2 separate regions of the Homo sapiens genome follow, and region 1 is linked to region 2. Evidence: chromatin contacts called from ENCODE Hi-C or POLR2A ChIA-PET data. All regions are on one chromosome and are shown on one strand. Each heading gives the region's core, a stretch centred on a gene start or an enhancer-like site at or near the end of the contact. The rest is flanking DNA. Distances are from core to core; before and after follow the strand shown. Region 1 overlaps PANX1 (pannexin 1). Region 2 has its middle 82 kb from the start of HEPHL1.

Region 1 (5,550 bases), core at 1,641-4,140, 240 kb before region 2:
GCTATGTGATGATCTTCAAGAGGTGGGGCCTTGTATGGTCTAAGAAACAAGGTTGTTCTTTGTCCTGAAAGCCACGAAGAGTCCCAAGGGATTTAAAAGTGCTGATGGTGGAATGGTAGGGAGAGTTTGCATGATCACTGCTGCATTCTAGAAAGTCCACAGACAGAAAATGTGTTAGCTGGGTTAGATACAGTAAGACTATCAGAGGAATTCAGGAGAGACAAGGGCCTGAATGACACCACTGGGAACAGAGGCCGGCCTCAGAAGACTGTTAAGGGGGTAAAGCTACAGGTCTCTGAGACAGACTGGGTAGGATTTAGGTTATCTGTGCTGACAGAGTGTAGTGTAGCCCCATGACTCCCACTTAAGAGTGTGGGCAGGACCTGTGACTTGATTCTAGCCAAGATAATATGGCAAAGGTGGAGGGTTTTAGCAGATGTGATTAAGGTCCCAAATCAGTTGATTCTGAGTTAGGCAAAATGAATTCTGCCAACAACCTGAGGCAGCTTTGAAGCAGCTCTTTCCCCAGTTGACCTTCCAGATGAGAATACAACCTTCCACAACTAGGCTGTAGCACTGTGAATCCCTGAGCACAGGACCTAGCTGAGCTGTGTCCAGATTCCTGACCCAGGAAACTGCAAGATGATATATGTGTATTGCTTTAAGCTGCTAAGTTTGCATTAATTTGTTATGGAGCAATAGAAAACTAATACAACATCCAAGGGTCCTGGGGTTGCCACCCTGGGAATAGCTGGTGAGCAAGATAGTCAAAGCTAGCACTTAGAGAGAATTTACTATATTTGTGATATGCCAGGAATGGCACTAAAATTTCACATGGCTCTGATTACCCACAATAGTAAGCTGTACTAACCATTGTACAAAGGAGTCCTCCTCTTGAGAGAGGTGAGCAGGAGAACCCATGTTTAGTAGCACATGGTTGCTGATCTTTTTTTCCCAAGCCCAGGCAAACAATCCTCAATCAGAAAGCAAGTGATTTGTGCTTTAGAAATTCCAGAATCTGTGGGCCCTTAATCAAGGACTCTCTTTCTTTAGTCACTGCCAGCTGGATTTTAGCAAGCAGCATGAAGCCTATGGAATTTTATGTTTCCAGCAGACAGCAATGAGCCTCAAGACATTTTGGAATGCATCTCCCATTACATCTTCCATGAAATGACTCTCCCTAAAGGGAAGGCAAGAAATATTAAGACATTTTTCATTACTTACTCAGTTTTATTTAGGTGGACACAACAGTGAAGAACTCAAACATGGTTTGACCTTTATCTACAGACACAGCAGCCTGGATTTTCAGCCTTTCATTCCTTTTAAATGAAAGTCAGCAGGCTCAAAATGCAGAGCTTGGCTAAGTCACTTCTGTGGAAATATGAAATATAGTAGTGATAACCACCAAGGGCTTTCAAATTCTTGTGTTCTTCTAAGGATCCTTTCCTAACACCATGATTTGTTCTCATCTTTGTGGAAATGAAACCAAGATGGTCTTAATTTGTAAAGTCCTTTTTCCTCTGTTGGCAGTCTTCTTACAAAGGATGCAGCAAAAAGAACACATTTTTCTTTCAAAGTTTTGAAGAAATATAGTCATTAAAAAGAATTTAAATTATGCCTAAAGCACCACTTTACAGAATACCATTAAATTGTAATTACGTGCTTTTAAAAAGCCAACTTGTTAAAGAGGAGCTGATGGTTTCAGTTTTTGTAGGGAACACTTGTAACACTGCAGAATTCTACAAGGGCTTTCTCCTCTGGTGGGCAGGGAAAAAACCACTCAAGTCATGAGAAACTTTTATAGCTTTCAGGAACTTGAAGAACAACTGCTGATTAAATTTCATGCTTTAGTGACGAAGTATTTTTACAGCTAAAAAAGGAACCCAGAAACATAATACATTTCATTTAAAGCAGGCAGAAAAACCAACCACAAATTAATATCTATTGTATTCCACATGGCACTATATAATCGTTGTCAATCGTTTTAAATGGTTTCACTTTATTTGTGAAAAATAAAGCCAAAATGCCAACAACTTCCAAGAAGGAACCATTTCATCATCTCCATCCCCTCAGATAAAACCTCAATTACTGGTAATTGTACATTTCCATCAATATCCCTTTTAAAGAGGTTTATTCTGAGGAATTACTGAGACCAGGAGCTTTAAAAGCTTCAATTTCCCTAATCACTGAGAGGCAATCTTGAACTTCTATTGAACTTGGAAAGCGGTCAAGACTCACTCCATAATAAGAAGTTAAGGACTGTCACTACTTAAGGTGGAAACCTATTCATTTGCAGAAATAGTCCTCTTTCTACCAAGAGGCTAATGAGCCTCCCCTCCCCTTCCCCTCTCTAAAATAAAATCAGTTTGCCTTCTAAAATCAAATAACAGTTGCCAACAAATTAGGATTTATCCTAAGAGTTTGTCCATTCATTTCAACAAACATTTGAAGAATGCCTCATCTGGGCCAGTCTCTGTTTTAAGCACTTGCGATATAGCAGTGCATAAAAATTCTCACCCTTACAAACCTTTGATTGACCCAGGACTGACAGTAAGCAAAACAAACCAAACACGAGCACATTTTAAAAAGGTGTCTAAAAACCTGCCTGATAGCTGAGCTAATTCTCATAGGCACAAACTGCCCTGACCTGAGCTCACTCTTGGACAAGCAGTTCCCACAAATGAAACTAAACATGCAAACCAGACCCACTGTACAGGTGGAAGTTTCCAGCTTTCTCACAGTACAAGTTTAAGGTAGGACGCAGCATTTTATAGTGTTACGTCCTTCCTCCCCACATTCCTGTGAGGCGGAACAAGAACAATTACTTGACCCTGGAGGAAGACGACGCCTTGTGGTCAGGGAGAGAACAGCAGTTCATGCTGGCTGCCTCGTCTTTCCAGGCCTGCTGCTGCCCAGGCTTCTACTGACCTTGTTAGGTCTGATTCTAGAAAATGAAGGCAGGTACTCAAAAGGTACAGTTCACCCAGAAGAATGTAAATGTGACTGAGCTAAGCAAACGTACAGCTGAGTCTTAGTGTTGGGGGAAGTAGCTTTCATGAAGGCAAAGGGAGCCCCATTCTCGGCCGTATGGCTTGCTCTTCAGCCGTTGGAGTGCAGCTTTTTCAGAGGCGTGGACTAAAATGACCTCCTAAGGTGCACTGAAAATGTTGGCTGTAGATCTGAGGAGAGGGTCCATAGCTATAAAAATATTTGCAAGGGGATTGTAACCCCTCGAAGTTTAAGAACCTCTATGTTGGAAGTCTCTGCCTATCCCTTTGTAAAAGTGAAGATGTGTTGGAACGCTGCTTTCACAGTACTCTATGTCCCTCCCAGTTGCAACAATGTTGTTTCCAGCCTGGTTCAGCAGCTTGCTGGTGGTTTACTAGGCAGACATGAGCCAGAAACAAAATCAGCAACCCTGGAGTGGTCATTTAGGATCAGTTTTGTCTCCTTTTACAAAGCAATGAGTGCTTTATAAAAGCATTTCTCCTCAGGAAACTGGCTCCTCAAAAGTCGTTCTCCAAGCCAGCAGCTCACAGTAGATGGATGAGTTTACCTGTCCTAATAATACTTTTTATTATAATACTTTTATTACTGATACTTTATTATAATACTTTTATTACTGATACTGATACCTAGTAATACTTTTATTAGATGAAATGTATCCCCAGGCCTCCACATCAGCCTTCTGGGGCCCTGACAGTTGTTTACCAGTAGCTCCACAACCTCCACAGGCTTGTTCTCTCATCCCTGTGAGGGAAGGTTCAAAAGGCAACTGGATTCCTTACTATTCAAAATCACTGTGACTATTTCACACAAACTTCAACCTAGAGGATTTGCAGCTAAAGAACCTTAAGGTGGTCATCTGCCTCTGGGAAAAATGATTACTATATTCTCAAAACCAGCAGTTACAGGAACTATAGGAGAGAAAACAAAAACAATGTGCCCTCTCCCAAGAACACAGAGCATTTGCTAGGAGTTTTCTGGCATAGCCTTTACTGTGGCTACGCTTTCTCCTCTTAGGCACCAGCCCATGTTTCTGCTGCCTTTTACTGGACTCTGAAGTCCTCAAGGATGGGACCTGCCTATGCATATCTGCACATCCAACTTGGTACTGGTGCCTGGGACATCACAGACCCTACTGGAGTTCAGAGAGTGGGAATGGCTTGGAGACTTCCTGGTGTCCTAAAATATCAATTTTTACCGTTTCAAAATAGAAATTAAGGATAGTCTACAGAAGATGAAGCTTTTTGTAAAAAAAAAATCATATCCTAGAAAATGTATCTCGTAAATCTTTTTAAATTTTCAAAAGAAACCAGTGTAGAAACTTGTGATGGAACATCTCAGATACGGCAATATAATAATTTTGCAAATTCCATTATTTAGGTTACTGCCATTTCTAAGTCACAGAATAATTCAACAGTAATAAATATCATGTAACAGAATAATTTAACGCACTGATTGCTACTTTGATATTTATCATCAGCTTTCCATTTCAGAAAACATCACAGAAGTACAAATAAAATCTGCTTTTCTGAATATTCCAAAAGGCAGACAGCAGCTTATATAATTTCCGTTCTTCAGAAAACAGTAATTAGATTATGTAAACAACTGTCCGTAAGAGCTAAAAGTAAACTTGGAGGTTCCTGAGGATTACTGAACTTATGCAACATGCTAACTTTCTAAGACTAAAACTGGGAAGTTCCACAGATGTTAAAGATTTTTGTGTGTGTGTGTAAAATGTGAACATAGGATCTATTTACATAGTTGGAATTGGGAACAGTTTTTAACATGTTCTGAATCAGCTTTAAATGTTTATGAAATAAGCTTACATTTGTCTTATCCAACCATTTATAATCTTTATTCTATAATTCTCCACCAGTGCTAGAATTTTCTTCCCAAATGGCCTCAATTCGGACACTGAATAAACGATAATGAATTTTTTAAAGCTGTGCTTAAATATAAACAAAATAAACCGCTAAGTTTTTCTGGCTCCAAGCACGCCATATGAAGCATGCCAATGTCACTTATGTGCCCTGATCACATTCAGGCAAAGTGTTCTTCACTTTAAATACTCCTGTGTTCCATTATTGTTTAAGTAAAATCCTATTTCAAATGCCTTTGATAACAGAGAAACCGCCTGTAGACAAACTCTTTGAAAGTGACTGAATTAATGTCTTCTGTGATGTCAGATTTCCCCACTGGGCTCTTTTGGAAGCATTCTTCCTGAATTGAAGTCACTGTGAATATCCTTTAGATTTCATCTTGTTAACTCAGTTTTCAGTCAGAGCAGCACTTGGGCCTGCTGCCCTTCAAGGCACAGTGCAACAAATAGTGGTTACGGGATTTCCATCAGCCAAGGTTGACAACTAACAATGTAAAGAGAGCTCGAGTGTGGGCCAAGGCATCGGACCTTACACCTAACTTAGGACATAGGTCGACCTATGGATTATTAGCCAGTGAATGCTTTTCTTGTCTAACAGTCTTTAAGGGCACATAAGAAACTCACGTTAAATTATACCCTGACATATTATTATTCCATGAAAACAA
Region 2 (5,596 bases), core at 1,667-4,166:
GAAATATATATTTGGCCTTCATCCCAGGTTCCTAGCACAGAGCTCCTAAACCCTTAAAGTTTCCTAAGTGATGGGGTGAGAAGAGTGCCTTTTTAAATAATATTTGGTATTTGTTCCTGGTTCCTGACACAAGAGAGTCTAAAACGCTTGGAATTTCCTGAGTGACAGGAGTGAGAGGAGCATCATTTACTTTTCCTCAGAAGCCCCTTTTAACCATACTTGAGTTTATGCTGATGAGGTATCTCTTGGTGGGCCCATACATAGCTTCAGGATGGGAACTGGTTACCAGAAGATCAGCCAGTGATTAGATGGTTGAAATTTTCAGCCACACCCTCTGACCTCCAGGGCTGGAGATTGATTAATCACCAGTGACCAATGATGTAATAGATCATGCCTACAAAATAGAGACTGCAGAAAAAACCTGGGTTGAAAAAAAACAGTTTTTTCAACTGGGTTCAGAGAGCTCCTGGGCTGGTGAACACATCAAGGTGCAGCTTGGGGAGTGCATGGAAGCCTCGCACCCCCATCTTCATGCCTTGCCTTCTGCATCTATGCTGCTCTTCCTGAGTTGTAGCCTTTATAATAAACTGACAATAGTGAGTAAACTGTTTTCCCGGAGGTCTGTCCAGGGATAAGTTCCATTTGGTTATGGTACATAACCCTTTTTATATAGTTCTAGACTTGGCCAGTGCTTTTTCACCAGCCACAGCTACATCTCATAGACTCTTTCCCAAAGCAAATCTCCTGTGGTGGCACTAGATCATATCTCTGATCTTAAAAACTGCTAAGTGGCAAATAATAACCAAAAAGCTGAACACTATTCAGCTGGATTCCTCAGGAGGCCCTCAGAAGCTTAATGAGACAAGCCGTGAAGGTGGCTCAGAGGACAGAGTGGTGGGAACCCCCAATTTATAGCAGGTTAGTCAGAAGTACAGGAGGCCTGGACTTGCAATTGGTGTTTGAAGTGGAGGAAGCCTTGTGGACTGAGCCTTGAACTTCAGAATCTGACTCTAACTCCAAGTAGATAGTGTCAGAACCGAACTGAATTGTGGGGCACCTTTGCTAGTGTTAGAGAACTGGTTAGAGTAGGGAAGAAAAAAACACACAGTTGGTGTCAGAAATGTCATGGGAGTGAAAAACAGATCTTTGTAGATGGGGATGAAGAATACAAGATGAGCTTGAAGCATCTTGTGTCTGAAAGTAAGGAAGTGCTCAAAAACCAAAAGGGTGGGGGCATGCCAAAAGGAAACAGAGGTCAACCTAAAGTATCTCCCCATGGCCAAAGCAGAAACCATTTGAGCAACAAAACAGATAAAGCAATGTTATGTGTAAATAAATATAAAATAAATATTTATAACTGCATACTGATATAAGTACATAATTACATAAATAATAAATGGGAAGGCTAATCTTCCTCACAGAAGAATTCCAAATAATTTATGTAGATTCCTAGGAAATAGAATTTAATTCCCCCATCCCTTTGAGTATGGAGTGCACCTAATGACTCACTTCTAAAGAATGAGAGTATAGAAAGTGGGAGGAAAGTCATTTTACAGTGACAAAAACTAGAAAGGTCCACCTAGGCCAGGTGATAAAGATTAACATCCGTAGCAATGCCATGTTGATAGCATGTACCACTGAAATGATGTGAATGGAATACAACTATGTTAGCTTCACCTCTGTGGTCTTCCTCCCAAAACCCATGACCCCAGTCTAGCTATGAGAAAAACATCAGACAAACCCAATGGAGGGACATTCTACAAAACATCTGACCAGCACTCCTCAAAACTGTCAAGGTCATCAAAAACAAGGACAAGCTGGGAAACTGTCATAGCCTAAAGGAACCTAAGGAGACATGACAATTAAGCATAATGTGATATCCTGGATGGGATCCTGGAACAGGAAAGAACATTAGTGGGAAAACTGGTGAAATGTGAATAAAATGTGGAATTCAGGTAATAGAAATATTCCAACGCTGATTTCTTAGTTGTGACAAGTGGTAATGTCTGATGCTCACAGTAAGGGAAAACTGGGTGAGGGGTATATGGAAACTCCCTGTGCTATCTTTGCAACATTTTTGTAATTCTAAAATAAAAAGCTAATTAAAAAAGAAAAAGAAAAAAAATTGGTTTCCTTGACTAAGGCTTTGAGTTTCCCAGTCTACTCAAGCAGAAGTCTAGGAAACCTGAAATCATTCAAAAATAGAGAGAGACTCAACCAAGTCTTCCTGTGTCTGAGTATCACTGTCTGAGCAGTGGCCCTACCCACAGATGGCTAGAGTGAGCAAAACACAGTGGAGAAACACAGGGCCCTTTATGTGAGGGACACTGATTTGGCCCCTTCCTCCAAGGCAGTATGCTGAGAGTGGTCTAAAGAAATTACGTCATGGAAACGCACCACGCCATCAGACCCCTGACAGGCTAATATTTGGCTGTAGAGTGGCTGAGAACATGAGTTCAGGAATACAGCCATGTCATCTAATGGATTCCTTTGTATTGGATGTTTTCTTACCCTACTACATGCAGTCATATGCCCAGTGTATGCCGTCTTACCTTCCATGCAAACAATGCCCTGAGAATAATTGCTGGTCCCTGGTTTGAGCTAGGTGCCCCTTCTGTTCCCTAGACATATCTTAATTGCTGCATCCATCTTGTTGGTCACATGCCAGCTCCCTCAACCTGGCTGGGTTGCAGGCATGTGCCTTATTCATCTCCTTATTCATCTCTGTATCCACAGTGCCCAGGGCATAATAAACTCTCAATAAATGTTCAGTGGATGACTAAACGTAAGAACAAATGACTGAATGTTCCAAACCCACAAAGGCAATCAGGAAATGTGATTATCCAAAGTAGCTTACACAAACTGAATGCACAGCTCTGTAAAACGTCAGCTTCCTTCTTTTTCTCTTCCTCTCTTTGATCACCCTTTCCCAAATGTGGAAATCCCAAAAGGGAACAAAGCCAGTTCTGAGCAGGATTTCATTTTGCAACTGTAGTTAAAATGTACTCTGTCACTTGCCACCAGCATCACTGGGATTTATATGTTCTTAGTAAGGGCCACGCTGTTCTAGATGAAGCATAAAAAATCCTATAATGATTATGTCTGGGATCTTTGCATACGCTGAATCATCTCCAAAGCTTATTTCCTACATGATCATACCTGACCCTGAAACGGCCTTGTCATGTCTTCCAAGTGCAAATAGTTGTCAGAATTTACTGAGGAGGAAATTGAGGCTCAGAGATGGCTGTCTGATATGAGGCAGATACAAGGCTCAAATCTGAACTTTTGACTCCAAGTCAAAGGTTTCTTCTGTGGAATTTCACTGCTGGTCACTTAGATGAAGAGAGAAAGACCAGTACAGAGAAAGGAATTCGAGGGTACCGTGATGTGGTTGGAGCAGTAAGGGAAGGGCTTTGGACAACAGGGACTTGAACTGGATACGTGGGAAAGAGAGGTTGTCCAGGCAGAAGGAACAGCAGGGGCAAAGGGAGGAAGCAGGAGCTGGCAGGGCCTCTGAGAGCCACCCTAAGGGGGCCAGTGACTGGGACAGTGGGGTAACACAGGCAGACCTGGGAGTAGAGAAGCCCTTCTACCTGTGAATTTCAATGGATGAACACTCACACAAAGCTAAGCTGAACCCTGGTGCCAAAGTGCCCTTGACCCAAACATGGTATGAGCATCCTTTTGCCCTCCACCATATTGTAAGGGCACATTCCCTACGCTAGGATGGTTGTAAGGATTTACCATAACTAATTTTTTTTTCCTGGAGACAGGGTCTTGCTCTGTCACCCAGGCTGGAGTCCAGTGGCACAACCATGGCTCACTGTAGCCTTGACCTCCCAGACTCAAGCGCTCCTCCTGCCTCAGCCACCTACTAACTGGGACTACAGAAATGCACCATGATGACCAGCTAATTTTTTAAATTTTTAGCAGAGATGAGGTCTGACTATGTTGCCCAGGCTGGTCTCGAACTCCTGGGCTCCTGTGATCCTCTGCCTTGACCTCCCAAAATGCTACTACAACAATTAAGAAGAGCATCCTTACAATGGAAACAAAAGTAGCCATTAAAAAGGAGGTTGAAAGTGATAAGGAAAGAACAAATACTATACATCCTAATGTCTGAGGCATTTGACAATACAAATGATTCTCAAAATCAAAGAAAATTCTGCCACATGTGAGAAGTGCTATAACTTTGCAATGTACAGCAGTCAGCTAGATATGAGAAAGAGATGAGTAAAATGCAAAGATTTTGAGTATGCAACTTGAGGATCAGCATGAACTCTAAATACACATTAGACTATTGTTGGAAATAGACTAGGAGTTTACTTATTCAATCATTCCATAAATATTTGTTGAGCATCTACTATGTGCCAAGAACCATTCTAGATACTGAGCATAGAGCAGTGAACAAAATCAAGTCCCTGCCCCCATGTAGTTTTTATTTTATAAGGAGAAATGGATGACAAACAACATATTTATTAGGTGCTGATATGTGTCCTGAAGAAAAATCAATAAGGACAACTGAGTTAAAGAGTACTGGTGTGAGAAGGCCCAAGGAATATTGGTGCTTGTGTTCAGTGGTCAGGAAGACCTCTCAAATAAGGTGGCTTTGATCAGACACCTAACTTCTTTGAGATCCGGAAGTTTAAACATGATGAAAACGCCATCAATGAAACTTTTTGTAAGTTTTAATTTTTTTAATTTTAATTTTAATTTTTTATTCTTTTATTTTTTGAGACAGGATCTCACTCTGTCACCCAGGCTGGAGTGCAGTGACACGATATTGGCTCACTGCAACCTCCACCTCTCGATCTCAAGCAATTCTCCCACATCAGCTTCCCAAGTAGCTGGGACCACAGGTGCACACCACCATGCCCAGCTAATTTTTTTTTCTTTTTACTTTTTGTAGAGATGGGGTCTCTCTGTGTTGCTCAGGCTGGTCTCAAACTCCTGAGCTCAAGCAATCCTCCCGCCTCAGCCTCCCAAAGTGCTGGGATTACAGGCATGAGCCACTGCACCCTGTCAAGTTTTAAATTTTAACTATTTATTTAACTTTTATTTAGTTAGAGAGGCAGTGAACTTATGCTGCAAGACACAGCAAATCCAGTAGGTTCTAGAAGGTAGGTCCCAAAAATGTCATCACGCTCAAGAGACCTGCATGTCAGTCGCGTGCACACCAGAACTGCCAAAGCTTTCTCAGACAGTTGCAGGAATCCTCAAAGAGCAAGGTTACCTGCTTGCCTTGCTCCTGCCTCATTCGACTGCAAAAGGAATAGAAATGCATCTCTTTTGACAAACAATGTGTAATAAAATAGTCACCCCTAATAGGCAATGAGTGTGTCTAAGTTTAAAGCTTACAATTAACTCACATTTCTATTAGGTAGAAATGATCTGGGAGATACAAACTTGAACTCTTTTTGTTCCTTTGCCTTTAAAACCTACGTTGTTGGTGAGCAGGTAAGGCATGGGAACTCATTTTCCTCTCACATAGCCCTTCACAGGACAGACACAGAGGCATCTGCTTTGCTTTACAGAGAACGCTGGTAAATCTCTGAATGCTGGGATTTTCAGGATCTGCCAATGAGCAACATGTGCT

Evidence for each region. Hi-C counts contacts between places; a loop is a spot of excess contacts on that map. ChIA-PET counts read pairs that join two places held with the same protein, here RNA polymerase II (POLR2A). Pooled maps may share reads with other maps.
Region 1: a pooled map shows a loop between it and region 2 (1.8-fold over the local background). The contact joins two enhancer-like sites. A Hi-C loop is called at or near these places in 13 of 168 maps with a recorded cell type or tissue (Caco-2, Calu3, GM12878 and 8 more), 10 of 37 single-sample maps with no recorded cell type and 8 of 50 pooled maps. POLR2A ChIA-PET finds 5 or more read pairs at or near these places in 2 of 52 experiments (K562 and activated CD4-positive, alpha-beta T cell).

The regions. Positions count from the first base shown.
Region 1 is chr11:94,181,256-94,186,805 of GRCh38, reverse strand. It overlaps PANX1 (pannexin 1), which reads right to left. Exons shown (of 5, transcript NM_015368.4): 5 at 4,838-5,550. Among named protein-coding and RNA genes, the nearest start is that of PANX1, 55 kb to the right of the region's middle. Within about 2 kb of position 2,890, at least 6 of the 41 ENCODE cell types and tissues checked have a DNase peak (open chromatin) inside an H3K27ac peak, as active enhancers do.
Region 2 is chr11:93,936,796-93,942,391 of GRCh38, reverse strand. It overlaps the pseudogene LOC101060084. Among named protein-coding and RNA genes, the nearest start is that of HEPHL1, 82 kb to the left of the region's middle. Within about 2 kb of position 2,916, at least 3 of the 41 ENCODE cell types and tissues checked have a DNase peak (open chromatin) inside an H3K27ac peak, as active enhancers do.